7 separate regions of the Homo sapiens genome follow, and all the other regions are linked to region 1. Evidence: chromatin loops called from intact Hi-C (ENCODE). Cell type or tissue: HepG2. All regions are shown on one strand. Region 1 has its middle 57 kb from the start of LINC02003. Region 2 has its middle 43 kb from the start of LINC02003. Region 3 holds the start of SOX9 (SRY-box transcription factor 9). Region 4 overlaps LINC00673 (long intergenic non-protein coding RNA 673). Region 5 has its middle 3.7 kb from the start of LINC02003. Region 6 overlaps LINC00673 (long intergenic non-protein coding RNA 673). Region 7 overlaps LINC00673 (long intergenic non-protein coding RNA 673).

Region 1 (4,000 bases):
CTTTGGTTTCAAAAGAAGTCCTGATCTTATGTCAAAGGCAACAATCTCTTCTCTCAATCTCTCTCTCTCTCTCACTCTCTCTCTCTGGCTCACTCTGTCACCCAGGTTGGAGTACAGTGGCATGATCTCAGCTCACTGCAGCCTCGACTTCCTGGGCTCAAGAAATCCTCCTGTCTCTGCCTTCCGAGTAGCTGTGATCACAGTTGTATGCCATCATGCCCAGGTAATTTTTTTTATTTTTATTTTTTTGTAGAGACAGGGTCTCACCATCTTGCCCAGGCTCGTCTTGAACTCCTGGGCTCAAGCAATCCTCCTGCCTTGGCCTCCTGAAGTATGTGAGCCAATGCGCCTGGCCCTCTCTTTTCTTATCTCCTTATCCATATGCAATCACAGAACCTGAGAGGCTGAAGTGGTCTAAAGCATCACTCTTCTCTAGATTTATCTCTGACTAATGCAGGAATCCCCTTTCAAATCAGGCAAGGGATCGTTCAGCCCAGGGGAGAGAGGACTATGAGAGAGGCTGAGTGATACCCAGCCTGATGGGGAAGCAGTTGAATTTTAAAGAGTGTTTCATACACTATCAGGTGGCCATGAATGTCAATTTCTTAATGAGATTTTGTGCTAAATGCTTTTTGCCCTCTTCCCCATGTTTGTTCTGGTTTAAAAAAAAAAAAAAAAGCACAGTGCAGGGAGGCAGAGAGACCTAAGTTTTTGTCTCAGAAAGCTCCTCATCATCTTAATTCCTTCCGTATAAAATGAGGGGTTTGGGCCACACGATCCCTGGAGCCTCTTCTATTAATAGTTCTGACATCCACGATGCTGGCATATTTGATGGATAAGCTATCAGCCTTCTAGGAGTCCATGTCTTAAAGTTTTGCTGGGGTTTTAGGTCTCATGTTAGAATAGTACGTTAGACATTGTCCAAGGTGCAATGTAAAGTGATTTCATCTTGCCTTAATTTCATTATGAACATAACTATTTCAAATTAGCTCCCCGACACCGCCCCCACCCCCCAATTTTGTTCAGCCTCGCCTGTGAGATTTTCCATGGCATTGGAACTTGATCCACAGGAGAACTTTGATCCTCTTCAAGCGGCCCTGGAAACCCATGTGGGAAAATATTAGTCATGTTGACAGGAGAGATAGGAGGTTCTCGTGGTGAAACAAGTCCCTCTGCTCAGGAGGCTGCAGTTTAAAGGATTTCAAGGTGACCTTGGAAGTGGTCACTGACCTTGGATAAGACCCTTATATGCCAGGCTGGTGGAGAACAGGTGGAGGGAGGCCTGAAGACAGCCCTAAACTGAGGGGTCTGGAAACCTGATCACCGGCCCTGCCCTTGGCTTCAACTAAGTCCGGGTCACATGTGAGTCACTCTAGCCTTTTCTCTGGGTCTCAGTTTTCTCATCTATAAAAGGGACAGAGAAGGGGCAGGGGTTGGTCTTGACGATTCTCTGAGGTTCCTGCCATGCATCAAGTTCTCAGCCTTGCCTGGCCCAGCTGGTTCCTGACAAGCAGTAGCCCTTTCTCCCTTTGCCTTTGGCTGTGCAAGTCAAAAACAGGGCTGTCCGGGAAGTCCATTACCAAAGAATACTTCAAAGCTGTTTGCACGCATTGTCAGTTGCACTGAACATGAGTTTGTTGAGGGAGAAGGTAAATAGACATACAGGCTGATGACAGGAGGGGTGGAAGGGGGACCACTATTTACCCCCAGGGTGGCTGGGAGGGGAAAAAAAAAGAAACCCTGCCTGCCGTTTTGACCAATAAATAAAAACTGGGAGCTCTGCGTGGCTAAAACCATAGGGGATTTATTAGTTTGCTTAGTGAAAGGCAAATATTAAGTCTTAAGTTGACCCGTCCTGGGACCTGCCTTTTGGCTTTTGTATGCCGTGCGGCACCGATCACTGGGCCCTCGGGTTATCGAGTTCTGTTGGAGTTTTTTTTTTTTTTTTAATTGTTTTCCATCTCCGTCTTTTCTTCCTCTTTCACCTGCCCCCTTCCCACTATGTCCCGCCTTTTTCGGTAACTTAGGTCTGGGTTTTGGAGGGGTGAGAAGGGCAAGGGTGAAAAACATGTTCTGCTTGTAGAACTGTCTATGCCCAGGGCTCTGGCCAGCCCAGGAATTGCCGATGCCCGGGATGTGGTGGCTCAGGGTAGTGACTCCAGCAGGTGGTCCTCCTGGGTCCCTTCCATCCTCTCTCCTGGACTATTAATGTTAGGTCCCAGGTGTAAGGCAAAGGCCTTGTCCCTCACGAAAATGAGCATAATGACAAGCATTGGAAAAGAACAGAGCACGCCTATTTCTAAGTTTTAACTTTCCTATCCCATCTGAGTCTTCATACCCAGCAGATGATTTCAGCCTGAAAGAGGAACTGTTCAAGGTGGGGCTGTGTCCATTAGGGTCTGACCAGGGCTTGTGACTCACCATGGAGTGAAATATCGGGACAAGAGGGGCTGGATGGCCACCGAGTCTATTCAGTTTTCAAGTAGGAGATGCAGTGAAACTAAACTAGATGGAGCATTGTTTATCCTTTGCTTTAAACATCCACAGTGTAATCCAGGCTATTCTAAAACATTGCAGTTTGTGGGTGCTACGGTCTCATGGGTGGTGCTTGCTAACAGCCACCCACTGTCATGTACAGCACAGCAGGACACACTGCTCCATGCCAGACCCTAAGTGCCCATTTCCTGGTCCACCCCAGTGACTGTCCAGGATGCATCTTTTTTTTTTTTTTCTTTTGAGACAGAGTCTTGCACCGTTGCCCAGGCTGGAGTGCAGTGGCGCAATCTCGGCTCACTGCAAGCTCTGCCTCCTGGGTTCACGCCATTCTCCTGCCTCAGCCTCCCGAGTAGCTGGGACTACAGGCACCTGCCACCACACCCGGCTAATTTTTTGTACTTTTAGTAGAGACGGGGTTTCATCGTGTTAGCCAGGATGGTCTTGATCTCCTGACCTCGTGATCCACCCACCTCGGCCTCCCAAAGTGCTGGGATTACAGGCGTGAGCCACTGCGCCAGCCCAGGATGCATCTTATTAATCTACGTGGGGCACTATGGCTTCCCAAATCACTACTCACATTCTAGAACTGCTTACTTCAGAAAGTTTCTTGCACATTCCAGTAATTATTTTTTTTTTTTTTTGAGATGGGGGTCTCACTATGTTGCCCAGGCTGGTCTTGAACTCCTCCACTCAAGCAATCCTCCCACCTCAGCCTCCCAAAGTGCTGGGATTACAGGTGTGAGCCACCATGCTTGGCCCAGTAATGATTTTTTATTGAATTCAGCACGATCGTTAATCCTTTGGCAATTCTTCACAGAGGAGTATTTTTTAAAGGATAGACATCGGGCATCCAGGGTACTGAAATCCTACGAATGCTTCGAGGCTCATCTCAAATGCTTCCTTCTCTCAGAAGCCGTCCTGGATTTCTCCTTCCCTCTCAACCAGTTGTGACCTCTCCCTCACATATTCTGACATAGGTACTCAAAAAAATGTCAGTCTTCCTTCCTTGACCATAGCACTTTAGTATCTCATTTACTGCACTTACAATGGACTTGTTTTGGCACCCTCTTCTCTCCCAACTCTCTTTCTCTCTCTTTTATAAGAATAGGGACTGAGTCATTGTTTACTCATTGAAATTTATCGTTGAAATGCTCCCAAACGTCCATGGTCACATGGGAAGCACTGTGATGGGCATTTCATATACTTCTCATTTAATCATCGGCAAACAAGACTTTACAGTAATCAATTGCTTTGACCAAGTCTTTTATGTGAACTTTGAGATTCAAAACCAGGGTCATGGACAATCTGAAATTCAGAGCTTGTGAAGTTGCAGCATGATGGCTTTTACATGGTAGGATGTACAAAAATGATGTTGAGTTGACTTTTCCTATTACCAACCTGTTATTGTGTGTACCACCAAATTTGCCTTTTTTTTTTTTTTTTTGCTTGCTCAGGAGTAATCAATAAAGTGTTTTCCACTTTGGGAGGCCAAGACAGGAGGATC
Region 2 (4,000 bases), 99 kb after region 1:
ACCTCCCACAGTCCTGATCCCTGGGACATGTGTACAGATTACAGAGAAATCCCTCTGCAATGAGGTTATGTTAACTCTTTAGCCTAGGTGCTGGGTTTCAAAAGCAACCAGAGACCAGGGGCAGAGGACCTTGCTTTTCTTGCTGAATATTTACAGCTAGGGATTATTTGGAGCAGTAGAAATCCAAGTCCCCCAGAACTCTCAGGGTGACAACTAGGGGTCCCTAAGTTCTGATGCATGATCCCTGCCCCCACCCTGACCCCAGCTGTACCTCTCAACCTTTATTAGAGGGTTTTCCCTTAAAGCAGCCCAAGGAACTGGCATATCCAGAATAGCATGTTTGGGGATCAGAGGAAGAGTATGGAGCCAGAGACTGGGGGGATGCCTGGGTTCTGTGAAGAGGAGCAAGACGTTTGGAGCTGATTTTGGGTCAGCCCAGCTAACATGCGAACCACTGGGTGACCATTTTTGAATGTCTACATATGCATCACACACCAATAGGTGGTGAGGAACATTTGTTATCTGTTGTGCACATAGGAAGCCGTTGGAGTTATCCATTGTAAAGTGGTTAATAATAACCACCATTTGTTAAATGCACACGTTTTACAAATGCTGTTATCTAATCATTGCAATAACCCTGTGAGTTACCATTATCTCCACCTACAGATGAGGAAACTGAGGCACAGAGAGGTGAAGTAACAATTTGCTCCAGGCCATATGGGTGGTATGTGATAGAACAGGTACTAGATCTCAGGTCAGCTGACACCAAAAGAACTTAGACTATACCAAAGGTGACAGATTACCCTCATCACAACTAGAAAATATTTTCAAGGCAATTCAAGAGCAAAGGCAGCATTCGTGGCACGGTAGGCTTTGGAGGGAGTTAAATCTGGCAAAAGGTTATTAGGGGGACTGAGTGCTCTGGGAAATGGAATCAGTAAACAGACCTCCCAATTCTGCAAAGCCACCTTCTGCAGGTGCAGAGGGCCAGCTTGCTCATTTCACCTGAGAGATGAAGGTCAGGTGCAGAAGGAAATGGTGGTGTCCCCATTGCAATAGCCATATGAAGACAGGTCAAGGGCCAGGCTCTGAACCCCACCCTGGGCACTGTGGTAAGTGTGCATCCCTCTCCCTGTCTCCCTGGGGGCTGCTGAGATTTTTCTGTCAGTGCCCTTTTCTGACATTCAGGATCTGTTTCTCCTCAAGCCTTTCTCTGTCTAACTTCTGTCTCCAGGAAAAAGACTGGGTAAGTGTTATGGGTTGAATCGTGTTCCAGTCCAATTCTTGTCCTGGAGTCCTAGCCCCCAGCCTAGTATCTTTGACTGTGATGTCATTTGGAGAGAAGGTCTTTTACAGTGGGAATCAAGTTAAATGAGGTCATTAGGGTGGGCTCTAATCCAAATGAAGTGTGTCTTTAAAAAATGGGAAAATTTGTTGAATTTTTTTTTTTTTTTGAGATGGAGTCCTGCTCTGTCACCCAGGCTAGAGTGCAGTGGTGCAATCTCGGCTCACTGCAGCCTCCGTCTCCTGGGTTCAAGTGATTCTCCTGCCTCAGCCTCCCGAGTAGCTGTGATTACAGGTGTGCGCCACCATGCCCAGCTAATTTTTGTATTTTTAGTAGAGATAGGGTTTCACCATGTTGGCCATGCTGGTCTCAAACTCCTGACCCTGTGATCCGCCCACGTCAGCCTCCCAAAGTGCTGAGATTACAGGCATGAGCCACTCTGCCTGGCCCAAAATGGGAAAATTTGGACATGGAGACATGCATAGAAGGAAAACAATGTGAAGAGACGCAGGGAGAAGATGCCATCCACGAAGCCAGGAGAGAAGCCGGGGACAGATTCTTCCCTCCAAGCCTTCAGAAGGAAACAACCCTGTGGACACTTTGATTTTGAACTTCGGCCTCCAGAACTGTGAGATGAAAAATGTCTGTTGCTTCAGCCACCTTGTCTGTGATACTTAGTTATAGCAGCCCTGGCAAACAAATGCAGTTTAAGTAATTTATATCCTAGCATGAATCAGGGTTAAAACAATTCCAGGAGCATTTTCAACTTAAAAGAATAGGAAATATACCAAAGAAATGTGTTTTAAAGGATGGTATTTAGAATACTCTGAAATTTGGGGCTAACGTTGGGGGCCACAGATCTCTGCAGGCTCCCAAGTGTTAGTTATTTCACTCATTCTGTCCCCAAGGGCATGGGAGGCCCGTCCCCAACAGACGCATGCATTTTCCTCTGAGTTCCTCCTTCTCTGAGACCCTGGTGTCTGTTTAGCTGCTTAGCTTTGGTATCCTGGAGACTGAGCAATGCTAGTGCCACCACCCCAATCAAGCAGGGCTCTCGAGAGCTGTGACTTTTGAAAACAGACTGTTCCTGGTTTCCATAAGGTGAAAACAACCAAAAAAACAAAAAAACATTCTCTGGGATTCCTTTTCTCCCTGGCAGCCTACGGGCAGTGTCCAAGCCTCATAGGAGTTTTGCCCTGCAGTTTCCCAGCCTGGAGTGTTTGGCGTGTGGTCCATGGGGAAATCTGTGCATTGAAATGTAGCGGAGGAATAAAGAATTTGGGCACGATTTGGGAAATCTTTGCTTGGGTCTTTCCTTGTGTCTTTCCTGGGACAAGCCTAATTCACCTGTTCAGCACAAATGTATTAAATATGTACTCTGTGCCAGGAAACAGTACTGGGCAAGGTGCTGGGGAGACTGTCATGAATAAGTCTGACACTTGTCACCAGGGAGCTCACAGTCTAGGAGGGAAAAGCAACAACGGACACATGTTTTCAGAGCTGATGATTGTTCTGAAAGGGGAAGTGTCGACTCCCCATTCCCTGCCCTTGACCTGTTGTCTGTATCATTGTTTGTGTCTGGTTCTATCCAGCTTAAATTATAAACTTTGAGGGCACAGTCGTGTTGCTGGCATAATTTTTTTTTTCCCCAGAGGTTTTTTTTCTGCTACAGGCACAGAAGAGGCGTTTTAAAAATCAAACTGCAGCGTGCGATAATTACACGGGGGAACTTGTTAAAATGCAGATTCCCCGACTCTGCCCTCAGAGGTTCTGAATTCGTGGACCAAGGGTAGGGCCGGAGAATGTGCATCTTTAAACCCAAACACTCAGGGACTGTGGTTCTGGAACTCTGTATGCCACACTTAGAGAACACTCTCCTAGGATTGGGGCTGCTTGCTGGTGTTCTTTTATTCCCACAAAATTAAACAGAAAGCAGAAACTTGTGAAAAAGTGAAACTGACAAAAAGAAATGTCAGGGAGAAGACATCTCTTTTTGTGAAATTAACAAATCAGGTAAACACTGACTGAATTGAGCAGAATTCCTGCTACGATAGGTATTCCTTGTTTGTTTTAATTAAGTCACTTAGGTAGATGATATAGTACTTAAATCAGACGTTTGAGTCCCTTTCCCTTTCACTGAAAAGGAACTGAAAGAGCCACAAGCCTCATAATACGTGACTTAAAAACTTTCCGGCTGGGGGCAGTGGCTCACGCCTGAAATCCCAGCACTTTGAGAGGCTGAGGCGGGTGGATCACGAGGTCAGGAGATCGAGACCATCTTGGCCAACATGGTGAAACCCTGTCTCTACTAAAAATACAAAAATTAGCCAGGCGTGGTGGCACATGCCTGTAATCCCGGCTACTCGGGACGCTGAGGCAGGGGAATCGCTTGAACCCGGGAGGCAGAGGTTGCAGTGAGCTAAGATCGCGCCACTGCACCCCAGCCTGGTGGCAGAGTGAGACTCCATCTCAAAAAAACAAAACAAAACAAAACAAACTTTCCATCACAGATGTGTGTTTTCACAATTGCTTGGATTTCTTTGATATTTTAGGAATGAAGGCTTGTTAATCACAGATCCTAGACCCTAAGTGGAACAAGACAGTAAGGTAGGTGTACTGAGATTGTCACGATGGCCACTTCTGCGTCCATCGCATGGCCCACAGGTGACAACTTGTCAGCATCCCTACTTGAGAGTTGGTCTCTGCTGGGTTCGT
Region 3 (4,000 bases), 280 kb after region 1:
TGTGCGCCTGTGGCTGCTGCGGGGGTGCCGCCGGCTGCTGTGGGGGCGCCGCCTGCGGCTGCGGGGGCGCCTGCGGGGCCGGCGGGGCCTGTGGGGGCTGCTGCGGGGGTGGCGGCGGCGCCTGCTGCTTGGACATCCACACGTGGCCCGCGCTCGCCGGGGTGGCCGCGGTGCTGCTGATGCCGTAGCTGCCCGTGTAGGTGACCTGGCCGTGCGTGGCCGGCACCCCCGGGTGGCCGTTGGGCGGCAGGTACTGGTCAAACTCGTTGACATCGAAGGTCTCGATGTTGGAGATGACGTCGCTGCTCAGCTCGCCGATGTCCACGTCGCGGAAGTCGATAGGGGGCTGTCTGCCCCCCTCTGGCAAGGGGCGCCCCTCTCGCTTCAGGTCAGCCTTGCCCGGCTGCACGTCGGTTTTGGGGGTGGTGGGTGGGGTCGGTGGGCCCTGGGATTGCCCTGTGGACAATAAAAGAACAAGCACGAGAAAATCAACAAGGGCTGTGCAGACGCCCTAGTCTTAGGCACCCTCCGGGGACCCTCCCTCGCTGCTAAAGTGTAATAAGGGCCCGCACCCGCGCAAGAGGCGCGCTGCACCGGAGATAAGTCGCCCAATGATTAACCCGCCGGTACACACTGGACAGCCCCCTTTTATCAGGGGAGGGTCTGGGGCCCGGAGGGTCCGGAAGACCTAATTGCTACTTGTGTAAGAGCCCTGTGTGTGCTTTTGGGGTGGGGGAGCAGAGAAGAAGGGAGAGGTCTTGTAAGGCTGTTAAGGGCATTTTACCTCCCAATAAAAAAGTTAATCTCTTCGGATGCTGGGATTGAGTTGGGGTGTGTGTGTTTGTGTGTGTGTTGTTTGGATGCCTCTTAGGCTCTGGGTAGAGAGGGGAGCGGGACGGGCGCAAAGGGCAGTGTGTCCCTCCCGGGAAGCATAAAGTCCCCACGAAGAATCTCCCAGGCGGAGGGCAGGGGGTGTGCCAGGCGGGACGGAGATAGCTTGTCCGGTGGGGTCGAGGGGCGACTCACCCGAGTGCTCGCCGGGGGAGTGCACCTCGCTCATGCCGGAGGAGGAGTGTGGCGAGTCGGCCTGCAGCGCCTTGAAGATGGCGTTGGGGGAGATGTGCGTCTGCTCCGTGGCCTCCTCTGCCTCCGCCTGCCCGTTCTTCACCGACTTCCTCCGCCGCGGCTGGTACTTGTAATCCGGGTGGTCCTTCTTGTGCTGCACGCGCAGCCGCTCCGCCTCCTCCACGAAGGGCCGCTTCTCGCTCTCGTTCAGAAGTCTGCTCGGGGCGGGGCGGGGGGCACAGAGAAAAAGAGGGAGAGGGGTCAGTGAAATCCGCCAAACTGTCAGGTCGGCGGGGAGGAGGCGGCGACCCAGACCACTCGGCTTCCTCTGCACACAACTCCATCTTCCCTCCTGCCTGCAACCACAGCTCATAACTTTTCTTAAAAATAAATAAATAAATAAGTTATTGCAGTCTGACCTGAGCGGTCACTCCCCGCCCCCTCCCTCCCCTCCCCTTCTATTTCTATTTTGGAAACGCTGGAGATGAAAACGACTCCCGGTGCTGCCCCCTAAACGCCTTTGCTGCTCGACTTACCGCCCCCAACCCCAACCCCCTTTGAAAACTTTCCCCCAAATTACTTAAGCTGCAAGAAGGTCCCCAATTCTCACCCCCCACCATACACTCCCACCTATTTCCAGTAGCCTCCCTCCTCCCGCCTCCCAGTTCCTGCCAAGGGTCTCCTCCAACCTCGGTTTCTCCCTTGCCCCATCTCCGTGGACAGTGGGGCTGCACGAGAGAGTGCAGTTTTAAGAGGCCGGGTAGGAGGGAGGCAAGTTTCACTTCCCCGCCCCGATTGAGCTTCCAGGCGACTGGAGAGCAGGCTGGCAGCCCCCTCCTTCCGTCTCCCACCAGTCTTCGTCCATCCTCCAGCTACCTCCCTCACCTCTTCCACTTACCACCCCCCTCCTCCGCGTCCCCGCGAGCAGCCCAAGAACTTTGTCAAACTCTGAGCCACAGTTACACCCCATTCCCACTCCCAACCCCATCCCGCCGGCTCCCGGAACGGCAACTCCCGGGCGATGGGAGGCGGGGCGGGGCAAATCAGCCCTGACCAGCGCCCCCAGCCGCCGCGATGCCCACCCTGCCGCGCCGCCCCCGCCGGGTCCTACCTCCAGAGCTTGCCCAGCGTCTTGCTGAGCTCGGCGTTGTGCAAGTGCGGGTACTGGTCCGCGAGCTTCCTGCGCGCCGCCTGCGCCCACACCATGAAGGCGTTCATGGGCCGCTTGACGTGCGGCTTGTTCTTGCTGGAGCCGTTGACGCGCACCGGCATGGGCACCAGCGTCCAGTCGTAGCCTTTGAGCACCTGGCTGACCGCCTCGCGGATGCACACGGGGAACTTGTCCTCCTCGCTCTCCTTCTTCAGATCGGGCTCGCCCTTGGGGAACGTGTTCTCCTGGGGCCGCGTGTTCTCGGTGTCCGAGCCGGAGCCCGACGGGCAGGGCGAGCCCGCGGAGTCCTCGGACATGGTGGGGCTGGGGGCGCCGGACAGGCCCTTCTCCTGCTCGTCGGTCATCTTCATGAAGGGGTCCAGGAGATTCATACGCGGGCCCGGGGCAGGGGGCTGGTGGCCGGGAAAGGCGAGAAGCCGCGGCGGCTCGGGGACTCGAGGCGCGGGCTCCTCTCCCCTCGGCTGCCCGGATGCGGAGCAAGCGGCTCCCGGGGAAGCTGGCGCGTCGGCCGGCTACCGCGGCGAGCACTTAGGAAGGCGCGGGGTGGCCAGTTCACAGCTGCCCGCTCCAAGTGGGGGGAGGCGAATTGGAGAGGAGGAGGAGGGGAGGAAAAAGAGCAAAAGTGGGGGCGCTTGCACCCCTTCTCTTCTCCTCCTGCAAAGAAAAGTTTCCGGGGTTGAAACTGGCGAGTCTCCGCGCCACTGAAGTTTCCAGTCAGTTTCGAGCTCCGCTTTCGGCTCTCCAACTCCCAGCCCAGGGTCTCTTTAATAAATACTCCGCCTCACCTTAGAGCCACCCGCCAATCACAGCACAGCAGTCCCAGGGTTGGCAGGCAGCTGATTGGACCCGATTTTGGGGAGGGAGGAGGATTGTGGCACTGGGCTGGGTGACGAGGCGGGAGGGGAGGAGAGGGGAGGGGATCGCAGCCAAAGGGCGGACGGTAGGGTGGGGGGGCGGGGGGTGCTGCGGGGAAGGCGGGGGACCCGGGACTTCCAAGTGTGTAAGTTTGTCGTACTCTCGGAATGCCAGAATTTTAGTGCCTTCTCCGCGCGAATCTTGTGTGTGTGTGTGTGTGTGTGCGCGCAAGTGTGTGTGTCTAGACTAGGATCTACCCCCACCTCCGACATTTCTTTTCACTGCTCTCTCCGCGGCACCGGGGACTTAGCTGGAGTTTGCAGTATTCGAAAAGCAGCCGCTTCTTAATGCGTAGCCGAGTTTACGCGCCTGGAGCGAGCCTGCCTGCCTGCAAAAGTGCTTAGAAATAGTCTTTTGAAGCAAATGTTTTGGTGACTCAACGCCCGCTGTTCCTCCGTAATAATCCATATAAATAGATTAACATGCTCGGGTTCGCCGGGGCTGGTGCGGCTGGTCAGGATTCTGCTGCGCTTTTGCAAAGGGAGTCAATGGAAAGCAAAGCTAAGTCCCCGCGAAGGTTGGCAGCGGCGGCCGTGGCCACGCAGGAGCCCGGCGCTCTCGAGGCCGCCCCGCGCCACATCGACCTTGAGCTCTGACAAGTCATTCTCCAGCCCCCTCTACCCGCGACCCTGCCGACGCTCCTCAGTAACAGGGCTACTGCTCTGACGTTTTGGTCTTTGCCTCCTGGCCGGGTCAAAAACGTCAGCCGAGTCGCCCTGTCTGGGGGAGAGTTTGCTAACTGCTCTGGCTTTGAGAGATAGAAGTTTGCCAATGCGGCTGTCCCGGGCCGCGAGGCCCAGGCCGGTCACTTGGTTTGTAAAAGACCAAACAAATGGGCACCACCGCAGA
Region 4 (4,000 bases), 120 kb before region 1:
CTTCTTCTGGTCCCAACAGCGTTTCCTCCTCATTCTATGAGAGCATGGGTGGAGATATAATAGCCTTCACGTATTTTAAAAATCAAGCATCTTCCTGTCAATAGGTTGTTCTGCTATATTCAGAAGATCACATTCTGAATCTGGCCACGTGGGTGTTAAAGATAGTTGCATAAGGAAGCTAAAGTTTATTGAGTAGATACTAACATCCAGACACTGTGCTAAACCCTCATTTATTCCTTATAATTATTTATTAAATACAGATGCTTCTCTACTAACAATGGGATCACGTCTTGATACCCATCATAAGATGAAAATATTGTAAGTCAAAAATGCAGTTAAGACACTGCTCTTACCAAACACTATAGCTTAGCCTAATGTACCTTAAACATTAGTAGAACACTTACTTTAGCCTACAGTTGGGCAAATCATGTAACACAAAGCCTGTTTTATAATAAAATCTTTTATTTTTTTTTTTGAGGCGGGGTTTCTCTCTTGTCATCCAGGTTGGAGTGCAATGGCACGATCTCAGCTCACTGCAACCTCCGTCTTCTGGGTTCAAGTGAGTCTCCTGCCTCAGCTTCCTGAGTAGCTGGGACTACAGGCATGCGCCACTATGCCCAGCTAATTTTTTTTATTTTTTTATTTTTTTATTTTTAGCAGAGACAGGGTTTCACCATTTTGGTCAGGCTTGTCTCGAACTCCTGACCTCAGGCGATCTGCCTGCCTCGGCCTCCCAAAGTGCTGGGATTACAGGTATGAACCACCTCCCGGCCTATAATAAAATCTTGAATATGTTATATGATTTATTGAATTTTTTTTAGTATCTTCAAAGTGAAAAACAGAATTGTTGTATGGGTACTTGAAGTGTGGTTTCGGCTGAATTTGTTTTGCTCTCACGCCATCATAAAGTAGGAAAATTGTATGTTGGGGACTATCTGCATTATTTATACTTATATCAATGACATTAACAGATAATTAATAGTGATGTATGAATTAAAGAAGCTTGTGAAATTTACTGCCCCATTTTACAGATGAGGAAGTTGAGGCCCCGAGAGACTAAGGAACTTGCCCAGTGTATGAGAGCTAAGAGATGGCAGAACACGTTGGGTTTGCATCTGGGTGGGTGGATAGGGGTTTGGGAGCTGGCATGAATTTCATTGCTGGCTAAAGATCCTGAGCCAGCAGTCCCCGGGCCAGCGGGTGGGACCAGCAAGGCTGTCTTCCTAGGACTGAGGATTGGAGAACTGGTCTGCCTCAACGTGGGAGGGAAGAGGGGACACTTTGCGCTTGGTGCCCATGCCCCACCCTTTCCGAGGAGCTGTCAGATGCTAGGCCCTGTGATCCCAGGTGGAGGCCCAGCAAGGTACCCGCTGCAAGTTATCTTTCCAGATCGGTCTCCAGGAAGCATCTCCGTGTGGCTTCCGAGCTGGGGGAGCTGCAGGCCGGGCTGCCAGCATCTGACTGGCTGTTATTTGGTTTTCTCTGACTAGATCTTTGTTTCTGTGAAACCCTTAGCTGCTGAGGCTCTCGTGCTGCAGCTTAATCGGCGCTGCATGGAGTGCTAGCCTGGTTAAGTAAACACCGTTGGAATATTACCTGTCTGTTAACCTGTCAAAATTGCTTTACAGCCCCCTTTTATCTTCCCCCCGACGGAATTTCCCCTGGAGTTTTCTGCCTCCTCTCTGGTTCCTTTCCTCGCCTGCCCTCCTTCTCCTGCAAAGCTTCCCCACCCCCGGAGTCATTAAATATTGTCAGAGTTCCGCCTCTTATGGCTGCCTTGTTTGCTCAGTTCAGATAAATTGTTGTTGACTCTGTGATGCAGACCAAGGGCACTGGGCTCCCAGCCCCAAGGAAGGAAGCATGAGGTCTGCCAGGTGGGAAGAGGCGAGGGGTCTGGGGGAGGATGCATGGGCGGGGGCCCTGCCTCCCTGGCTGCACCTCGCTCCCCCTGGTCGCCTCAGAAGGAGCCAGTGCTCTGTCCGGCCTCACCGTCTCGCAGGCCTTCTTCCTTCCCTGCTTGCCGGCACCACCCTCTCTCTAAACAATGAGTTTATGAATTTGAGGGTCTTAGGGGAACATCCAGTTCTAACCCTCACAGCCCTTAGAGGCTAAGCCCCGACTCCGTGTTTCGGTTTTAGGCTTGGACTGAATGAGTTCTAGGATTCTTTGGAGATTCCACCTTAAAAAAACTGTGGTAAAATACATATAACAATATAACATCATTTACCGTTTTAACCAACTTAAAGTATACGGTTCAGTGACATGAAAGCATTTACAGTGTTGTGCAACCATCACCACTATTTGTATTCAGAACTTTTTTCCAAGTCCTTTAAAAATCTTTATTGAATGAAAATTGGTATGCATAAATTGTACATTGTTTAATACACACATTTTGAAGAGTCTGGACGTATGCATACACCACCCCAAAAGGAAAGCCTGCGCTCATTAGGCGGTCATTTCTCCATTCTCCCTTCCCTCCAGCCCCTGCCAAACATTAGTCTACTTTCTGGCTCTATGGATTTGCCTATTCTGAATATTCTACATAAACAGAACCTCACAATATGTGGCCTTTCGTGTCTGGCTTCTTTCACAGAGCATAATAGCTTCAAGGTTCTGGAGATCCACTTTTGTCTTCTACTTAGAGGGTGGAGACTGATCTAAGGAACGGTGGGTGACCGCTGGAGACCTGTGGGGAGGTCTTAACTTATTTCTGGCAGTAGTTCCTTGTTCTTGGCAGCCTTGAGCCTCTGATCTCTCCAGCAGTGGCCTGGTACCTGGAGAATTTCTGCTGCATATTTGGGGAGGTCATTTTGACTTTCACTGAAACCGCCAGGCCCTCCCTCTTCCCTGGGCCTCTGCCACCTCCCTGATCCAGTCAGATGCTTCTGTCCTGCCATCTCTGGGTCAGAAATCTGACAACTCATGGAAACAGTTCATCTTTGGGCACTTGGGCTCAGCACACTGGGTAGAAAAGCCTCTCACTTTTAATCAGAGAGCCGGATGACAAAATTAGGGGTGTGTGTTTTGGGGTTAGCTGGGGGTTTGAGTCTCAGCTCTGCCATCACCTAGCTAGGTATCCTCAGTGCTCCCACCTATCAAATAGAAGTGGCCGTGCCCATCTTTTAGGACTATGATGATTGAATGCACTGATAACTTTAAGTTACTTTGTGTAGTGCCTGGTGTTTAGGATGTATACGGTAATTGGTGATTGTTAATGAAATCTAGGTTAAAAAGATAATCAGTGCAGTACCCCATCCTCCTACCACCCTATCAACGTTTGCCATTCTAGAGTTTTTAGCAACTTTTAGAAACCACACAGGGCTTTAGTGCATCTTGTCACTAGATGGATTTGCTAGTTTTCAGGATTCTAGAAGGCTCCAAACTCAGATCATGGTTTGGTCCGTGACAAGGAGAAAACCTTGGTTATATGCAAGACCGTAACAAAATTTCCCCATTTCTTTTCTTTTTTTCCTTTTTTTTTTTTTTGCCCCGCCATTTTTGGAATTTCTTATAGTCTAAGATGATTCTTACTATACTCATGTTTCCATCCCACCAAACCTTGAATCCATTGAGACTCAAATGGGCTCTAGAGAGCATGAAAGAGTTAACGTGTCCCTGAGTGCCCAGTTTCTTACAGGATTAGGGGAAAAGTGACTTTATTTTTATTTGCAGCCCGACTCAAGCTCAGTGTAATTCCACAAACTGTTGAATACCTTCTACGGGAGTTCACAGGCAGTCCGTGGGGATGGTCACAGGCACGTGATGTCAGGTTCTGTTTTTGGCTGTCTTGAGTGATTAGTGAGTTGCGTAACCTCTTTGTTCACCAGGTCCCTGTCTGGGAATCATTTGCCCTCAGCCTGTGTGTGTCCTGTGGGGCGAGAGGGGGAGTGCTCTGCTCACCACCCTGCACCCGCTGCCCGGCTCTGCTTCCCACTCTTGGCTGGTGCCCCGTGGGCCTTTCAGGCGATCTGGGCGGAAGTAGGTCAGGGACCTTCCAGCT
Region 5 (4,000 bases), 60 kb after region 1:
TTCCAAGATGAAGTAACCGGATGTCTGTCAACTCAGAAAACAAGGTATGCGTTTGTCCCCTGTGGGGTGGTGACGTGAACCTCTCTGGAGTCCTGTGGCTCCTCTTCATTCTGCCTTGGCCTAATTTCTCTGCTTTAGAGTAAACGCAGCTCCTCTGAGTGCCAGGAATGGAGGTGATCTCGGGCAGCCTTCTAATCCATCCTCCTCCCATCTAAACTGAAAAGTGGATATTAATCCAAGATTTCCACAATCCGTCACCTCAGAATCCACACGCCCAAAACCAAAGTCATAATTTCTGAAACTATCTCCTACCACCCCCTAAAGTTCCTGTGTTTGCCCCAAGAACTACTATTTTTATCCAAGCCAAAACATGTAAAGTCATTTTTGATTACTCTCCGTATGTCAGTCTCTAAGAGTCACCAAGAACAGTTCATGTTTCCTTCCAAGTATGTCATTGCAGTCATCCTTTCCACTGTCCCACTTTTCTAATTCAAGCCATTTCTTTCAAATTCCAGCTTAAATGCCTTCTCTTCCATGAAGACTTCCTTGATCACTCCTGTCTTTACAGATGAACGGCTAACTGGAATACCAACAGAATAAACAGACTTTAGTCCTGCCATCTGCCCTGGCCCATGCAGCCTGGCATTGTTTAGGGGATCATACCTGGCTTCCCACCCAGGCCACATGACTCTAGAGGGCAAGACTTAGTAAGGTCACGTAGTAGGAGCTCAATATAATTTATTGGTTAGACAAGAGGAAACCACTTCTTCTCTTGACAAGCCATGTTGGTATTTTACCTTCTTCCTTTTATAGATATACCCTCCCAAACACCTGCCCTGAATGCCTACCATTTAATTTAAGCTAGCTTTTCTCTCTCTTTCCTAGTCTAATTTCTTACATGTTCTTGTCCTTTAAGATATTGATGAAACTCTACCTAAACTCCACCTTTAGAGTTTAATTATTCTCCCAGTAAGTAGTTGATTCTCTTAGTTGATTTAAAAGGCAGGACAGTCCAAGGTTTAAGGGTGTGGATTCTGGAGCCAGACCACCTAGATCCAGGGGGTCTAATATGGTAACAACTAGCCACATGCACCACGTAAATTTAAATATAGTTAAATAAAATTTAAAATTCACTTCCTCAGTTACACCAGTGACTTTTCAAGGACTTAATAGCCACATGTAGCAGTGGTGACCCCACTGGAAAGCATAGCCATGGGACATGTCTATCACTGCAGAAAGTCCTAATGCAGAGCACAGGCTAGATCCACTGTGTGTGCAACCTTAAGCAGAAATACCGTATTTGACTTTCTGGGCCAATTTCCTCATGATTCCTACCTCGTTGAGTTGTTCAAGCCTTAAATGAGTGAATACACATAAAATACTTGGAATATGTCTAGTGCATAACCACCACTCACTCATAGTTAGTTGTTACATTCTGCACAAGCTTGTGTTCTAGCTATCAATTCATCTCTGTGACCTCATCATGGGTCTGTCTTGCATTTTTTGGTAACAGCATTCTCAGGGCCTTCTGCCAAGGGCCCGCTTTGATCTCCCTTAAAGGACAGCATTATCTGACCAGAGGTATTCATGGGGCCCACCTTCCTACTCAGTCCCATACACATTTCTTTATAAAGCCATCAGCGCCCCCTTAGAAGTAAGAAGTGCTCCGTGTGGGAGCTGGGGAGGGGCTGTGAGGTTGGCAGTGAGCCCCTGTGGCTTTCAGGATGGGCTCCTTGTCTTGGTCACCACCAGGCCATGGAAGCTCTGTTTTCTCCCCGGGACCCGGGGCAGCGAGTAGAGAAGCTGGAATGATGTTTAATCAGCCTGGGCATTCCTCACTGGTGACCTAATGAGCCGGCATGACTAAATGACCATTAGACGGAATGTTTGTGTGAACTGCAATAGAAAAGTTCCTCTCAACTTCCTGAAAAGGAAGATAATATATCTAAATAGCTTCCTGTCTCTTTGCTGCCAAGCAGCAGCCGCAGCAGCAAAATAGATTCTGCAGCAGGGAAATATTTAGCACATTGGGTGTGCTCAGCCCCTCTCTGTTTGGAAGGGTGAACCCAGCAGGGAAGTGAGTGGGGCAGGAGACATTCCCAGATGCTTGTGATGTTTGGAGAGATGATTGACGATTTGTTTCTGGGGTGGAGATTAGGAAGACACAGGCCAGGTATAGAGGGTATTGAGGAGCATAGGACAGAGATGGGGTAACCTTTCAGGATCTTGTTGCTCACCTTGATGTGGTGTTGTCAGGGCCTGGAGCAATCTTTGCTTTGGTTCTTAGAAACCTCGGTTCATGTTTTAGCAGGAAAGGGAAGGACAGACTGCTTCCTGCCTGCCAGATTGCTTCCAAGCCCCTATGCATGTCTCTTTGGAAGACCTTGCCATTGCTGTTAAAAATATGCTTAGGGGCTTTGTTTTGAATGGAAACTGCTACTTTACGCAGTCAAACCACAAAACACAATCCAGAAAATCCCATCTTCCATTTGCCATGGCTCAAGAGGGAGGAGGAAGCACGAGGTGTGCCTGTCTGTGCTGCCCTGGCTGGCAGTGTCCCTGAGGACCAGCTCTTGCAGACTTAGCCAGGTACCTGTGGGCTCAGCTTTGCTAGGACTGTCCCAGGTGTGGGCCCTTCTCTCCACACCCCTCCCCAGACCTCATTTATCCCTTTCTCTAACCACAGGCTACACCAAGCCCTATTAGCAGCTGTTCTTGGGATCCAGACCAGAGATTGGCAAACTTTTTCTTAAAGGGCCAGGAAGCAAAAAAATCCTAGGCTTTGTAGGCCAAGAGGCAAAGTTAAGGCTATTAGGGAGGTACTTATATAATCATTTTAAAATAAAAGAACGCTTTTTAGTTAGAGGGCCATGCAAAAGTGGGCAGTGGGCTGGATTTGGCCTGTGGGCCGTAGTTTGCTGACCCATGATATAGGCTGTAGACTGATGAACAATTTCTGTTTCATGGATGGGAAATATTCATTGAGAAGTTACTATGTACTGGATGCTGTACTGAATGCTGGGACATAGATGAAAAACAAAACAAAACAGTGGAACACAGGCTGTGTCTTTTCTAATTGCTCGCTTTCTCATGGGATGGTAGATTTATTAAGAGGTTGCTTCAATACTAGATTGTAGGTAAGTTCAGGGGCACACATGTTCAGAGGGATGGGGTTGGAGAGGAGTGTGTAGCCCAGCTACAGCATGTGGGGTGTGTGTGCGTGCAAGAGAGCGAGGAAGTGAGCAAGCAAGAGCTTGCCATATGTGGCTATTTCAACTTCAATGAAGTAAACTCGAATTAAAAATTCAGTGCTCGGTTGTACCAGCGACACTTCAAATGCTCAGTTGCCATGTGCAGCTAGTGGCAGCCATAATGGAAAGAGAAGGGGAGAGAAAGAGAGAAAAAAAGAGAGATGACGAGAGGGGAACATGGTATAACAAGAGAGGGGAAGATGGGATGACAGAAGAGGGGGAAGATGGGATGACAGGAAGGGGGAAGATGGGATGACAGGAGAGGGGAAGATGGGATGACAGGAGGGGGGAAGATGGGATGACTGCAGAGGGGAAGATGGGATGACAGGAGGAGGAAGATGGGATGACAGGAGAGGGGAAACAGGCTTTCTAGCTCAGAGCTCAGAAGATTCCCTATTCTTTAGGTCCCTTGAGATTGATCAGGAATTTTCTTGGCCAAGGCAAGGCAACCAGAAGGGCAGGGATTCCAGGCAGAAGGCATGACATAGGCAAAGATACCAAAGTTGAAAGTGCATGGAATTCTGGGAGCAAAAAACGCCAGCCAAGGAAGAGCAGGAGATGAGACTGGAGAGTAGGCAGGAAGGCAGAGCACCAGGTCTGCCTGTATTTGTTATTCTCTGGTGGAAGAGGTCACTAGGGGACTCGGCATCCATTGCCCTTGCCTCAAAACAACAGTGAAGTGCACTCTTGTGATTGTCTCTAACGTTACAGAAGAGGGGACTGAGGATCAATTTAAGTGATGCCCAAGG
Region 6 (4,000 bases), 140 kb before region 1:
CTGGGATTCTGGGACCAAACCTCGGGTCTGGCTGGCTGAGAGGCTACGCTCTTTCCTGTTCTGTGCTCACCTGCGGGTTTTAGGAGCAGTCCACAGAAGATCCACTGATGAGGAACACAGACAAAGTGGGGCTGGACGGTAGGAGGGAAGCCAGGGGATCGTGGTGTCCTGGATGCTGGGAGACAAGAGGCTTCCAGGAGTGCAAATGTCAGGGCTGCAAATTCCTCTTGGAGGGAAGCACTGAGAGCTCTCATTGTACCTGGCAGTTGGGCTGTCATTGAGTGACCTTGAGTCAGAGCAGTTTCAGGGGCAGGGTGGGCGTGGAAGTCAATTGCAGAAGCCAGAGAAATGGCTGTGAGGGGCAATGCGGAGGAGTGTTTCCAGAAAGCCAGCTCCTGGGCAGGGGGCTGTCTAAAGAGCAGGGGTGGATCTACTGTGGAGATGAGGCAGAGCCCCTCCCCTACACAGCCCTCCCTGACTGGCCTCAACTGTGTATTTACAACTTCATATCTTAAAGAGGCTGCCTCTCCCTCTAGAAAACATGTATGTTTCAGGTCTCACAAAACCTGGATCCACCTACGGCTGGGGGTTGGGGGATGGATGGAAAGATGGGATCAAGGAGTGTAAGTGAAGGAGCTGGCTCTCAGGCTCTGACTCCAGGCCAGGCAACCTTGAGTGAGTTTTTGGACCTCTGGGTGCTTCCATTTCCTTTTCTGTAAAAAACAAACAAACAAACAAACAAACATCATAAAAAACTCATGTCCTAAGGTCGTGGTAAAGGTTAAAGAAGATAAAGTACAGAAGGAATTCGCACAGTGCTTTGCACAGAGCAAACGCTCTATGCTTTTCCTGTAATTTCCTGTTATAGTGTTCATATTAATATGCATATTCCTGATTGGTGCTCTGAGAACTTTTCCGTTGCTGTGTTGGGTTCCTCCAGTGGTTTGTGGATGGAGATCATGGGGTGTGTTAGTCCATTTGCATTGCTATAAAGGACTATCTGAGCCTAGGTAGTTTGTAATGAAAAGAGGTTTATTTGGCTCAGGGTTCAGCAGGCTGTACAGGAAGCATGGCCCTGGCATCTGCTTGGCTTCCGGTGAGGCCCCAGGAAGCTTCCAATCATGGCAGAAGGTAAACGGGAACCAGCATGTTACATGGCAAGAGGGAAAGCAAGAGATGGGGGAAGGTACCAGGCCCTTTTAAACAATCACATCTCACATGAACTCTTTTCTTTCTTTCTTTTTTTTTTTTTTTTTTTGAGATGGAGTCTTGCTCTGTCACCCAGGCTAGAGTGCAGCGGCACAGTCTTGGCTCACTGCAACCTCTATCTCCCAAGTTCAACCAGTTCTCCTGCCTCAAGCCTCTCGAGTAGCTGGGACTACAGGTGCGTGCCACCGCGCCCAACTAATTTTTTTGTATTTTTAATAGAGATGGGGTTTCACCATGTTGGCCAGGCTGGTTTCGAACTTCTGACCTCCAGGGATCCACCTGACGTGGCCTCCCAAAGTACTGGGATTACAGGTGTGAGCCACCATGCCAAGCTCACATGAACTGTTCTAGTGAGAACTCACTCGTTACTGTGAAGATAGCACCAAACCATTCATGAGGAATCCACCCCCATGATCCGAACACCTCCCACTAGGCCCACCTCCAACACCGGAGATCACATTTCAGTATGAGATTTGGAGGGAACAAACAGCCAAACCATATCACGTGCTCTCTTCTTGAGTCACCCCATAATTTGTACCCAAAGACCAGGGGGCATATGGGATCACGTGCTGTTTCCAGGAGAGATGTGTTGTAGGTTTGTGGGCCTTGAAGGGCTGTGGGCAGTGATCCCGCCCAGATTCTCTAGACACATGTTCCAATGGTGTCCGCTCACAGACATGGACCCCAGATCTGCGCCATCCCCTGCAGGATGCCCCAGAGCAGCGAGATGCCCCCTTTGCTCTGGCGCCACTCTCTGAGAACCAAACCTTTTAAACTGTGAGCAAGTTGCTGGAGAAGAGAATGGGCCTGGGACTGCAAAAGTAACCTCTCTCCCGAAGGAGGAGACAGGATTCCCGAACATCCTCTGGGGCAGCCCTGGGTGGTGGAGTGCGCCTGGACAGCTGGTGTCCGTCTGCAGGCTCCTGCCTCAGGCCCTGGAGTGGCAGCTTGGCAGGTCCAGACCCTTCCCCAGGGACAGTTGCGGCTGGGAACCCTGGACCTCTTCCCTGGGCCTGAGCCGCTTCCCCGTGCGGCCGTTCGCCGAGTGGCCACTTGATGGCGCTGTGGCTCCACCGGGCGCGGGCGCGGGCGGAGCGGCGCGTCTGCTTCCAGCCGCCGGGCCGGTGCTGCCGCGGTCACCCCCGGCGCCTGGCTGTGCCCGGCGCGTCCGCCCTCCCGGCGCGCGGCTGGTGGGGCGCAGCCCTCGCGGCCGGTTCTGCCCGAAGCACAAAGCCACTGCTCAGAGCCAGCGCCTCCTGCTTGCAGCTCCCCAGTGAAAGAAGTTTGGGTCCTTGGTGGTGTTTTTCTCCCTGGCCTGGATGGTCCTGCAGAGGCCCCTTGCCACCTAATGACTTTATTCTTCTTAAAACATGTTTCTTTCTTTCTTTGCTTCTTGTTTTTGTTTTGATTTGTTTATTGGCCTGTACTCCGTTTCTGCCGTCTTACCAATAGCTCCTGACCAAGCCCGAGGCCTGCTAGAGAACTGTAGTTTAATTTAACCTCCACCGGCCAGGCTGGTCTGTTTCCTCTTTTCAAGCTTCCCTGCGGTTCTAACTTTGCTCCAGAAGATTCCTCCTGGAGCTTTTGCTTGGGAGAGAAAGGCGTTTGAACGCAGAGTTCAAGCGAGCTGGCCAAAATGGAATGCAAAAGAAGAAAATTTAAAAGAGAAAAGAAGGAGGCTTCTCAGAAATGAACTTTTCATCTGATTCCAAACATTCTGCAGTGCAGTTTTGTAAAAATACCAGAAAACACAAAGAAGCAAATAAAACACATCCATGATTTTGCGTCTAGAAATGGCTTTTGTATTTTAATATGTCTTTCCACGATTTATTGTCATTGCATAGATATACGTTCCCTTTCATCCCCCCGATTGGGTCAGTTTACTCATTTAGCTGGGTCGCCTGCTTTTTCATTGAACGCACTGGGAGCGTTTTTCCTTGGCAAGCTGGTTTCTGCAAGTTTCCCTCAAGTTTCCCTCAAACTCTTGAAGTTTTGCATGCAGGTCACTCCCAGGCAGGTTGCTGTGTGAGATAGCCTCACTGAAGCTGGGATTTGGACGTTTGGAAGAGGATGATTGAATTGTAGCTTCCAGGGAGGACAGAATTGTGAGCTCTTTTTGGAAGACCAGAGTTACCCATATTTGTTTAGCAAAGCGAGCAGGCCCACTTCAAGTCAGCGGTTCTCAAAGAGCCTGAGCAGGGTGCTGAATTCAGGCCTCTGAGCTTTGAGCGCCCCTCCCAGAACCCCTAGGCATCTGAATGTAGGTCGGAGGCTTCCCAGGCTGCCTGAAGTCTGGGGACTGAGAGGCGGGGCTCAGGGGTCACTGAATCAGCCCCTTCCTTGTCCCTCTGGAGGACCCCGGGATAAATGCAAAAGGCGTGTGTGTGTGTGTGTGTGTGTGTGGGTGTGGTGGGGGGATTCGGAGGTGGAGAAGGCAGATCAGGCCGCTTCTCTAGGTCTGTCCTCCCTTTGGGACAGGAGCAGTGTGGCTGCCAGAGCTGACCGCCTTCCTGCAGCTCTGAGCGTGCCGAGCCTAGCAAGCTTGTGCTTCCACCTAGAGCTGCAAAGGGCAGCGGGCAGAAACCGGGCTGGGGCTGGCATTAGCTTTCCCTCCTCCCAGTTTCTCTCCAGCGCAGCAGGGCACCTCTAGCCCAGAAAAAGAAAACTAACTTTCTCTTATTTCTGTTTTCTGCTGCTGCTAATCTCCTCCTGAAGGGTTGTGTGGCTTCTTGGGACTCTGGAAAGAAACTGCAGGGGACGAGGACAAAGGAAACAGCTACTGTAGTCACTG
Region 7 (4,000 bases), 100 kb before region 1:
AAACTTCTGGTGGACGCATGTTTTCATGTCTCTTGGGTAAATAACTCGGAGTGGAATTGCTGGGTCATAGAGTAGGTGTATGTTTAATTTCATAAGAAACTGCCAGACCTTTTCCAAAGTGGCTGTACCTACTTACACTCCCACCAGCAATGTCTGAGAGTTCCAGTTGCTCCAGTCCTCATGGTGGAGGTGCTGACACTTTGTAAAATTGCAGTCATTCTGGTGGGTGTGTAGTGGTATCTCACTGTGTCCTTACCTTATTTTATGTGTGTTACCTCTGTCACTGCTGAGACCAAGAGTCACATAAAATGGCAGGAGAGGAATTCTCACATAAAGTAGGATGTACTGTGCCAAGTTAGCTCAGTTTGACTTCTTGTTTTTTTTTTTTTTTTTTTTTTTTTTTGGTGGGGAGGAGGGGGGTCAGGGTCTTGCTCCCCAGGCTGGAGGGCAGTGGTATGATCATAGCTCACTGCAGCCCTGACCTCCTAGGCTCAAATGATCCTCCCGTCTCATCCTTGTGAGTAGCTGGGACCACTGACATGCGCCACCATGCCTGGCTCATTATTTTATTTTATTTTATTTTATTTTTTGTAGAGGTTTCTTTTTCCTATGTTGTCCAGGTTTGGCCTCCCCAGGTGCTGGGATTACAGGTGTGAGCCACTGCGCCCAGCTAGTTTGACCTCTTGAGGACTTTAGAAACCCCCCTTTCCCTTAGACTATTAGAGATTTTTAATTCCATGTTTTTCCCTCTCTTGTGGATCTGTTCTCCCCTCAGAGGATACCCAACTCCATGGCAGAGCCTACTACTTTCACGGTCATGTCCCCACTGCCTGGTTCTGAAGGGAGCACGTGAGTGCTTTGCAGGGCTTGGTATGGGTGCAACTTGTTTCTGTGATTCTGGAATCAGCCTCACCAGACTTGGCCCATGAGGCCAGGACCTCTGATTGACCACCTGGGTCCCATGTCCAGCAGAGTGAGAGACGTATAGTAGGTGCTCAATAAATATTTGAACAAAGGGATAAGTAGAATTTCCCTTTTTCTCTCTTACAAGTCATTTATTCAATAAACGTTGTCTCAAGGTTATACGGTGCTAAGGAAGGCACTCAGAGCACTTTAGGAGCTCTGATAGAGATAGAAGGTGAATACGAGCTTGATTGCCGGGTAGAAAGAAGGTGGTAAGTGCTGCAAGAGACACAAGGGAATGACATGCACCCTGAATCAAGGTCTGCACGCTGTCACTTGGCAGCTGTAGGACCTGGTCATGTTGCTTGTCCCCTAGGCCTCCATGTGCCCATCTGTGCAATGGGATAGTAGTGGTTTGCACTGTACAAGGTGGTTGTAGAAGTGAGAGCCTCTGCCTAGAAAGCCCTTAGTATAGTGCCTGGTACGTAATGACTGCTCAAGGAAGGGGGAGCTTTTAGTTACAGACATGTACGATCTGAAGAAATGAAAGGCATTGAACTTTGGTGGGTAAATTGGGTCTTTTCCAGCAAAGGTATAAATCCTTAAAAGCCAAGATCATATTGTTTGATTTCTCTGGGCTCTCTGCTGGATACAGTGCCAAGTCCATAACTGTATACCCCATGGACACTCTATGTTAAATGGAGATTAATGTGTAAGAGGTGTTTTTTTTTGTTTTGTTTTGTTTTTTAATTTGGAAAAGAAGCTTAAAGACCACAATGGGTGTGGCATTGGCTCGACCCACAGATCTGCTTAGTCTCAGACAGGCACTTTGAACCAGTCTTTTAAAATTGCGTCACAACAACTGGTGCTTCATAAGGATTTGATGATATTCTTGGACATAGGATATGGAGTTCTCTTCCTGTCCAGCCTCGGGCTATGAGGACTAACCCTGCTAAGTCTGATCTCTTCTTAGGAAAGTCAGGAGGATTGCAAATAATCACCATGACATGCCTATAGGGGACTAGCCTGTATAAAAGAGAGCGTCAGAGTCTTATTTCTAAGAATAGGAACGAGGAGGGAAATGGTGAGTGGATGTGAACTAGACAGGTCACCCGGCAGTCGGCTCTTTCTTCCTAGAATGTCCAGTTCACGTCTGTGTCGCCTCTAAGGGCTGCATGGATCAGAATCACCCAACACTGGATCCTCACCTACCTGGCCAAACCAGTCCTGACTTTGCTTCTTGTTCAGGGACCCACAGCACGATGCTAACAGCTGGACCTGATGTCAGAGGCGGAGAACTGTCTGGATTTCCCTCCCAGCCTCCTCCTCCAACGCCCTTTTGATCCAAGATTGAGTAAGAGACATTGGCAGATGCTGAGAAGGACAACCCAATTGTTTTAACTTGCAGACCGAGGGGGAGATGGGTTCCAGTCTGCACATGACTCGTGCACAGTCCCCCCACCCCACCCTGACTTAGAAAATTCCAAACCGACTACAAGACCAGAAACAAACCACATGCCAGTCGCCCCCTTGTCTGTACACACATGTGGAGTTCAGAGCCACCCTTGGAGAGAGGCTGCTCAGGCTCAGCTCCCTGTGCTGGGCTTTCTAGATCTAGCTCTGTTCGGGGGAGTTCTTAGCCCGTTTTCTGGGGTTGCTGCCGTTTGGATGCAGGGTGTGATTCTTAGGGGTTAGGGAGAGGACCACCCTGGTAAAAAGCCAGGTTAATGGGACAATCTTCCATGCAGCTTGGCCCCCTCCATTCCCCTGTAGCTCCTCGCTCAGCCGCACTCTGAGAACAGCTTTTGCTCTGTTTCCTGGTCTCTGAATGCGGTAGCTGTGTCCCCGGCCTGCAACGAGGGCATATCATGTAACTCCTCCCGGCTTCATTCCTATGCAGGACAGGTAGGCTGCAGGCTCTAACAAGCCGCCAGCCAGGCTCCACTGAGGCCTCGGCACCGGTGGAAATTTAAAAAAAAAAAAAAAAAAAAGAGCAAGCAGTGGGGAGTGAGCGAGTGAGGGAGAGAGGGATTATTTTGTTTCAATGTGTTTGAAAGCGGGATCTGTGGCCAGTTGGGGTTTTTTTTTCCTCCCCCCGTTATTTACACAGTCTGTTCGGAGACACACTAGGGCCTGTTTGGATTGGGTGTTTGCTCCGGAGACAGGCCAAGTATTCCAGCACTGCGCTTTGGCACTGCCACCTCGGCGGCACCAGGAGGCCCAGTCGGTCACAAGACCTCACGGGGCCTCCTTGCTCTCTGCTTATCCTCCTTTCACCTCCTCTCCCTTCCTCACCACTGATCCCAGCCACCTTGGGCGGCTGGGGAGCGAGGCTGACCGCTAAGTGGACCTGACCTTCAGAATGAGGGCTTTCTGAGGCAAGGGCAGGGAGGGGTGTGGCTCGTGGAAGACAGAGAGAAGGGTTGGGGTAGGGACCCAGGGATAGATCTCTAGAAGGGTCTGGATTCCCTAGGGGCCTGCGATGAAACTTGCACTCTGTGGAATAGTTCCAGGGTTGAGGAGGTAAGCAGAGGCCAGACCGCCCTGGAAGTTTGCGTAAGGGCTGTTCTCCTGGGGGTGCTGAGCTGGGAGAAGGCTTGCCTGGGGAGGTGGCGGGGCCAGAGCTAGCCAGAGCTGTCCTGCAGGTCCCTGCCATGCTGAGGGTGATGCAACACCAGCATCTCTTGCTAGAAATGCAGACTCTCTAGCCCCAGCCAGACCTACGGCATTGGAATCTGCATTTTAACAAGGGTCCCAGGTATTGTGTGTGTACATTAAAGTTTGAGAAGCACTGCCTTGGGCCCACGTATCCCACAGGCAGTTAGTTTCCTGGCATCCTCATGATGTCTTGAGATGCTTTTGGACAAAGGGATTCTGCAGACCAGTACATTTGGAGAATGTTACAAAATGTACCCCCCACCCCTTGGAAATTGATTTGCTTATGCTTGCTGGTGAAGTCTGTGAGAAGTTCCATAGGAAGAATCCATCTAGTTTGGTTTAACTCAGTGTTTCCCACATTTAACATTTATTTATTTATTTATTTATATTTTTATTTCTTTCTTTCTTTTTTTCTTTTTTCTTTGAGATGGAGTCTCAC

The links. Peaks named below come from ENCODE experiments on the same cell type or tissue, not always from the same donor. Only the 100,000 strongest peaks of a DNase experiment are listed, where the experiment ranks them.
Region 2: it touches region 1 in a loop (3-fold over the local background); 2 of 110 quality-filtered maps call a loop at or near these places.
Region 3: it touches region 1 in a loop (8-fold over the local background); 11 of 110 quality-filtered maps call a loop at or near these places.
Region 4: a loop joins it to region 1, with 5 times the contacts of the local background. A loop is called at or near these places in 2 of 110 quality-filtered maps.
Region 5: a loop joins it to region 1, with 7 times the contacts of the local background. A loop is called at or near these places in 7 of 110 quality-filtered maps.
Region 6: a loop joins it to region 1, with 8 times the contacts of the local background. A loop is called at or near these places in 3 of 110 quality-filtered maps.
Region 7: it touches region 1 in a loop (5-fold over the local background); 2 of 110 quality-filtered maps call a loop at or near these places.

The regions. Positions count from the first base shown.
Region 1 is chr17:72,397,527-72,401,526 of GRCh38, reverse strand. No RefSeq gene overlaps it. Among named protein-coding and RNA genes, the nearest start is that of LINC02003, 57 kb to the right of the region's middle. RefSeq lists an enhancer at 965-1,259. In HepG2, no CTCF peak of the experiment used is centred here; DNase peaks (open chromatin) are centred at 1,126 and 1,776; H3K4me3 peaks cover 841 bases.
Region 2 is chr17:72,298,072-72,302,071 of GRCh38, reverse strand. No RefSeq gene overlaps it. Among named protein-coding and RNA genes, the nearest start is that of LINC02003, 43 kb to the left of the region's middle. RefSeq lists a silencer at 2,663-2,742. In HepG2, no CTCF peak of the experiment used is centred here; a DNase peak (open chromatin) is centred at 1,915.
Region 3 is chr17:72,119,999-72,123,998 of GRCh38, reverse strand. It overlaps SOX9 (SRY-box transcription factor 9), which reads right to left and starts at 2,979. Exons shown (of 3, transcript NM_000346.4): 1 at 2,177-2,979; 2 at 1,027-1,280; 3 at 1-456. The coding sequence starts at 2,607. It also overlaps a transcript of SOX9-AS1 not described here. RefSeq lists enhancers at 281-804, 1,308-1,337, 3,816-4,000, silencers at 1,994-2,093, 3,004-3,333 and promoters at 2,947-3,092, 2,947-3,714. In HepG2, a CTCF peak has its summit at 2,127; DNase peaks (open chromatin) are centred at 668, 3,048 and 3,828; H3K4me3 peaks cover 3,869 bases.
Region 4 is chr17:72,516,807-72,520,806 of GRCh38, reverse strand. The region is part of intron 1 of LINC00673 (long intergenic non-protein coding RNA 673); the gene reads left to right. Among named protein-coding and RNA genes, the nearest start is that of LINC00673, 74 kb to the left of the region's middle. RefSeq lists an enhancer at 3,402-3,910. In HepG2, no CTCF peak of the experiment used is centred here; DNase peaks (open chromatin) are centred at 1,666 and 3,806; H3K4me3 peaks cover 866 bases.
Region 5 is chr17:72,337,083-72,341,082 of GRCh38, reverse strand. No RefSeq gene overlaps it. Among named protein-coding and RNA genes, the nearest start is that of LINC02003, 3.7 kb to the left of the region's middle. In HepG2, no CTCF peak of the experiment used is centred here; DNase peaks (open chromatin) are centred at 42, 1,522 and 1,872.
Region 6 is chr17:72,538,776-72,542,775 of GRCh38, reverse strand. All of the region lies in intron 1 of LINC00673 (long intergenic non-protein coding RNA 673), which reads left to right. Among named protein-coding and RNA genes, the nearest start is that of LINC00673, 52 kb to the left of the region's middle. RefSeq lists a silencer at 2,174-2,423. In HepG2, a CTCF peak has its summit at 2,291 (motif pointing right); DNase peaks (open chromatin) are centred at 305 and 2,335.
Region 7 is chr17:72,501,038-72,505,037 of GRCh38, reverse strand. The region is part of intron 1 of LINC00673 (long intergenic non-protein coding RNA 673); the gene reads left to right. Among named protein-coding and RNA genes, the nearest start is that of LINC00673, 90 kb to the left of the region's middle. In HepG2, no CTCF peak of the experiment used is centred here; DNase peaks (open chromatin) are centred at 2,247, 3,007 and 3,507; H3K4me3 peaks cover 2,250 bases.